2 separate regions of the Homo sapiens genome follow, and region 2 is linked to region 1. Evidence: read pairs that join two places in POLR2A ChIA-PET (ENCODE). Cell type or tissue: A673. All regions are shown on one strand. Each heading gives the region's core, and the rest is flanking DNA. Links, peaks and the distances in the headings are about the cores only. Region 1 overlaps TNIP3 (TNFAIP3 interacting protein 3). Region 2 overlaps LOC105377401 (a long non-coding RNA gene).

What was found. ChIA-PET counts read pairs that join two places held together with the same protein. Peaks named below come from ENCODE experiments on the same cell type or tissue, not always from the same donor. Only the 100,000 strongest peaks of a DNase experiment are listed, where the experiment ranks them.
Region 2: POLR2A ChIA-PET joins it to region 1 with 8 read pairs; 1 of 35 experiments calls an interaction of 5 or more read pairs at or near these places.

The regions. Positions count from the first base shown.
Region 1 is chr4:121,154,283-121,157,204 of GRCh38, forward strand. TNIP3 (TNFAIP3 interacting protein 3) reads right to left here. Exons shown (of 11, transcript NM_024873.6): 4 at 2,812-2,922; 5 at 269-397. Among named protein-coding and RNA genes, the nearest start is that of TNIP3, 8.6 kb to the right of the region's middle. RefSeq lists an enhancer at 1,672-1,966. In A673, for the core only: no CTCF peak of the experiment used is centred there; DNase peaks (open chromatin) are centred at 1,839 and 2,699; H3K4me3 peaks cover 1,455 bases; H3K27ac peaks cover 646 bases.
Region 2 is chr4:121,581,869-121,584,790 of GRCh38, forward strand. LOC105377401 (a long non-coding RNA gene) reads left to right here. Exons shown (of 3, transcript XR_939166.2): 3 at 1-1,046. Among named protein-coding and RNA genes, the nearest start is that of ANXA5, 110 kb to the right of the region's middle. In A673, for the core only: no CTCF peak of the experiment used is centred there; a DNase peak (open chromatin) is centred at 1,693; H3K27ac peaks cover 2,220 bases.

The sequences.
Region 1 (2,922 bases), core at 316-2,815:
AGAAATGTTCTTACTGTCTCTGTAATTCCTCCTCATTTCTCTTTCTCATGATGAATCTTTGTAGGGACAAAAATTCTCTAAAGCCTCCTTAGCCAAGTATGACTGAAAGCTGCAGCTAGGAGTGATTTATAAAATCACAGATAATTTCTTGTGCAAGCCTCCAAGGCTGGGACCCACACTGCAGCCTAGATTTTGTTGCGACTGTCAGTAAGAATGTTTTATGCAGGGACTTCTCATTTTAATCTCCCATGCTTGACCTGACTGATACCTTATTGAGGCGTTTTATTTCACATTCGTAATGTTCCTTTTCCTTGTTCGCAAGAGTATTTTTTCCCTTTAAAAGTTTATTCTCTTCTTTCAATTCATGTAATTCTTCATTTAGGCGTTCCTTTTCCTTCTGAAGTTAAGACCAAGAAAAGAAAATAAAAGTCAGTACAAGTCAAATGAGATGATATTGTAGGAATTCTGATATATCAGCCATGGCAGGCAGATTGAGGGGTCACCCTTCTGAAATACAATAAAAACAGGACCTGCAAGACTTTAAACTTAATGTTCCATTTGAGCAATATTCTTTGGATGCACACTAGAATTAGGATTGAAGGAATCTTTCTTTTATCAGAATTTACTGAAGTATCTTAGAAATTTTGTGACCCCAGGAAAAAAAAAATCAAAATTCCCAATTCTTTTTTTTTTTTTTAAAGACGAATTCTCACACTGTCTCCCGGCCTGGAGTGCAATGGTGTGATCTCAGCTCACTGCAACCTCCGCCTCCCAGGTTCAAGCAATTCTCCTGCCTCAGCCTCCCTAGTAGCTGGGATTATAGGTGCCTGCCACCACGCCCGGCTAATTTTTTATATTTTTTAGTAGAGATGGGGTTTCACTATGTTGGCCAGGCTGGTCTCAAACTCCTGACCTCGTGATCTGCCCGTCTCAGCCTCCCAAAGTGCTGGATTCCCAATTCTTACTTTCAATTATCAGACAAATGGGTCTGCAGGATAAGCAAGTCCTTATATACTGTCACTAGGTGATGGATAAGTGATTAAGAAAAATAGCTGAAAGTCTTAAAAAGAAAAAACTCTCATTGTGAGAAAACAATACTAAATATCTCAAAGCTCATTCCTGCATCATTCTGTATTAGAAAGAGGGAAAAGAGAATAATCCTTAGGCCAATAAGACCTTTCATTACAGATCATTATTTAGAGCACTCTATTGTTGTGATTATTATTTTTAAAAGGTAGAAATCAACTAGTCCAACTGCCACCACTCCTCCAATTTTAGATGACAATCTAAAATTGTCATCCAGAAGTGCAGTGTTTTAAACAACTGAAGGTTAGCTGCGTAAACATCAACAGGCTCTGGATTCAGACAATATCTCCTACCTCTTAATTTTGTATAATAGATAGCAAACATTTTGTGAAGTAAATTGGATTCTTAATGAGATTGAGATTTTAACCCAGTAAAATAAATATTGCAGAAAATAGGTAACTTGACATGCAAAAATAGCTAATATATGTGTTAAAGTGTGTTATTTGAGTAACTAATATTTCCCAATATGATTATTAAATTTAAGAAATCCGCTTTAGGTAATTCATTTTCTTTAAAAGGGAAAATATTTCTATTTGCTTTTATTTAAATAGAATGAACATATACACTTAGAAAATAAGCCAATTATTTTCTAATTTAGCATAATTTAAGAGAAAATTATTCCAATAAGATAATGGTCCCAACTGCATTGAGGGAAAAATTACTCAGATTCCTGGCTAGAGTGTAATTGGAAAAGGAAATGACTGCTACATGGCAGAAAGGGAGTGTTGCTAAACTCTGTTTTCCTGACTCACTGTGACAAAGACATCCTCAGCAAGATAGGAAAACCTGGACTGGCATTGTCTGCGCGAATTTCAGACATTGCCTTAAGATTTGTACATGTTTTAAAATATTGCCATTGCCTCACGATATCAGTGATAAGATTTCCCCTCAGAGTCTTTACACTTTGTTTTTTCTTACTATACCTAAAATAACGAGGGGCCATTAGAGTTTAAGGTTTCCTCCCATTTTCTACAATATTCATGAAGTCCAATAATTGAAAGTAAAACCAGGAAGAAAAAGTGTTCTTCAGGAAAAGCTGTCATCTCAATTGTCACCATCCAGTTCTCAGCAAGGGACTGATAGAGCTTTAGAATCTGGAGGTTGGGTTCAAGTCCTTTTTCATCAACGTGGGCAATTCAATTTGTTTACATCTCAGCTTTCTCATTTTTAATATAGCAAAAATAATATTTTGCTCACAGGTGGGCCAAGAATGTTAAATGAGATAATGAGGACGAAGGCTTTAAAAAATGTCATAAATTTATGGTGACAGAAGTAAGACCTCATATATAAATCTCTCTGTAAGCTTGAAAAGCTACTGCACAAATACAAGGTATTGCCATATTATTATTATGAACACTACTAATAAAAATAATAAATACGAATAAAAGCAAAAGAAAAAAAAATTTCTCCTAGGCTGAAATGCCCTAGAGAGTTAGCAAATTTATGGATCCGTTTTCTTCTTCCTGGAAGGGACTGGGGAATGACTGTCTGCCTATTTATGCAAACCAGGAGGAAGCCGGCAGAGAATCTCCTTCCTTCTTATTCTAGAGAAGTGACCCTTGTTCATGGCTCTTGGGGACTTGCGTAACCCATGCACCCTTGCACATCGGTCGTTGCTCAGTAGTGAGTTGATTTTAATAAAACGGTAGGTTTTCTACAGGAAATCCCCCCGCCCCTTTGCTTTTATTTGGATCCTCCGGGCTCGAGGACCCGGGCCCCGCCCACCTCCTCCCGCTGCAGCCGGTCCCGGGTCAGGTCGCGCTGCCTGTCGTCCTCTCTCTGCCTGTCGTCCTTTCTCTGCCTCTGATGCGGATCCTTCTCCCGCGTGCTGAGGAA
Region 2 (2,922 bases), core at 238-2,737, 430 kb after region 1:
AACAGATGCTGTGGCTTTGGGAAAGAACAGCCTTTCTTGACCTCAAATCTTTGTGTCTGAAAAATGAGAGGGGTACCAGATGCTACCTAAGCAGTCTTCCTACCTAAAATGTATGAGTATAAGAAGAATGATCAATTTTAATCTCAAAATACAATTCTCACCTTTCAGTTACCAAGATACAGCCCCCTTCCCTTAACCTGAGCTACAACAAAACATAAGTTCAATAGAGAATTGATTAATGAGTATAAAAAGGCAGCCCTGTGTTCTTGTGCTCAGAATTGGTTGGCTCTGTTCAATTCAATGAGCAAGAAGACTGAATCCTGTACTGTGTTTCATTAGCAAGTACAATAGCCCAGTTTTGATAAAGTGACTCAAATCACCTGATCTCTTTTTATTCCCCATGTATTAGCCAAACATTATTATGAAGTATGCTGTTGCCAGGCTACTATTTAGAATGTATGTTATAAGACATGTCTGTAGGACTTTTGAAATCATCTTTCAGTTTTATTCCCAGTAGTCACTTTCTAAGAATTAATTTCTCTTTTATTATGTGGTAATATTAAAGAGACAGTGTGTACAGTGTGTGTACATATGACTCACAGCAAATTAAGAGTATTGTGCCTTACTCTATCCAGAGAATCTCCCTGCCAATGGTTGCTGCTCCCACCTTTTTCTCTGAGCCACATCCTTGGCATCTCACAGCTAGATTACTGCAATAGTTCCCCAACAGTCAGCCTGCCTCTCACATTCTGATATGTCCTGGACTTCTTTGATCAATCCTGTTAAACCCCTATGCCAGAGGGAACCCCTGCATTAGTTTTTCTCATGCATTGATTTTGCTTTCATTAGTATGCTTACCTAAGATATGGTCTTTACAAAATATTTGAAGATGATGATGGTGCAAGGAGATGATGAGAATTACCTTTGATTTTGGGTGGACTGCTGCTGCTTCCATCCTAAAATGTGCCTACATTGTTCTTTATCTTACCATAGGATCTCTAATCATTCTCCCTGTAACTAACTGGAAATATGTGATAACAATTAGAGTCCCTGTAATCTCAGCACTTTAGGAGGATGAGGCGGGCGGATTGCTTGAGCCCAGGAGTTTGAGACCAGCCTGGGCAACATGGCAAAACCCAGCCACTACCAACAAAAATACAAAAATTAGCCAGGCGTGGTGGTGCACACCTGTAGTCCCAGCTACTTGGGAGACTGAGGTGGGAGGATAGCTTGAGCCCAGGAGATGGAGGTTGCAGTGAGCCGAGATCATGACACTGCACTCCAGCCTGGGTAATAGAACCAGACTGTTAAAAAAAAAAAAAAGAAGAAGAAGAAGAAGGAGGAGGAGGAGGAGGAGGAGGAGGAAAGGAAGGAAGGAAGGAAGGAAGGAAGGAAGGAAGGAAGGAAGGAAGGAAGGAAGGAAAGAAGGAAGGAAGGAACGAAGGAAGGAACGAAGGAAGGAAGTTAGTTCAAGTCCCGATTTCCTTTCCCTGATTCTGTTGGAAGCAAAATTTATTTAAATTGTGTTCATGGTTACAGTTGCAGCATCAAAAATATATTCAAATTAGGGCTTATTGGATGATCCATTAACCCCGAATCTCATGTTTTCTACTAATCCTGCTTTACCTGCATTTCAAGGCTATTGAACATTTCAGGAGAAACTATTTACATGAGACTGTTTGAGAATAATGAAATATAAGTGAACAATATGTCACCACGCCCACTTCCTAAGAACCTCTCCCTGCTCCAACACACACACACCTCCCTGGTGAATTGCCATAGCATAGTTTAGCAGCTCTTACCCTTTAAGGGTCAGAGAAACCTGATTTACACAGGTACGTACAAAAAAAAAATTAAGAATCTTGGTAATTTCACTTGATGATTAAGAGCTCCTTGCTCCTTGCTCTATTTTAGATAGCTAAATTACACACCTGGCTGCATCTTAAAATATCTGAATATTGAATTTTCTGTCTTAAGTCCTTCTATCTCATGTCTTACAGTGATTCTCATATGAAAGCAAACCTGGATCAGAATAAAGGCAGAACATAAGCTTTTCTATTATATGGCAATATTAAATAGGGTTGATGTATAAAAGGCTTTGTTTCTCAGCAAATCAAAACAGTGATTTAATTTTTAAAACATGTCCTGTCTTTTCTATTTAAAAACTCACAATGCCCAATTTCCATGAGGCATGCTTATACAGTAATGTGTTTAAGTTTTTTCTAAGTGTTTTGAGTACCAAACTTAGTTGCAAGGAGAACATTGGCAAGGGCACTTAGGATTGGTAGTGAAGAGAGAAATACGCTCCCATTTCACTTTATCTAACTTATTCCAACAGTACTTTGAGAAAGGACATGTGAAAATAAAAAAAAAAATCCTTGAAGTAGTCCAAATGCAGATACTTCAGACTAAAACATTAATAGTGTGAAAGGTTGTCCCGTGGGCAGAATGTGGCACTACTCCAACTAATTTAAGGGATTTCAGGTTTTCTCTGGTGAGCTGGGAGATGTGATTTAGGGCAGACACCATGCTGCAGACAAATGGGAAAATGAGAGTCCCAAGGGCAGTGAAGACTCAGGGAGAGAGGTGGTCAGAGTAGGTTCCAGGGATGAGACTAATGATGGGTCTCAAGTACAGCAATAGCTGACACCGAGCTTAAAACTTCTACTTTCCTGCTGATATCCTTACAGAATTTTAAATTCTAGAAACCAATGTCAGTGTGCTTCTGAGAATGGAGATGGGTCCCAAGTTGTCCCCTAGAACATTGTGGCTATGAAGAGATGGCAAGAGGAGAACAAATTGCTATTCAAAGTAAGAAGTGGCAAGTGACAATCAAGCAAACCTCAGCACACCCCCAAGAGCTGGCGGAAACACTTGGTTTACTGCAGAAGCATGGGATACAAGTTAAACTATTTTACTGGA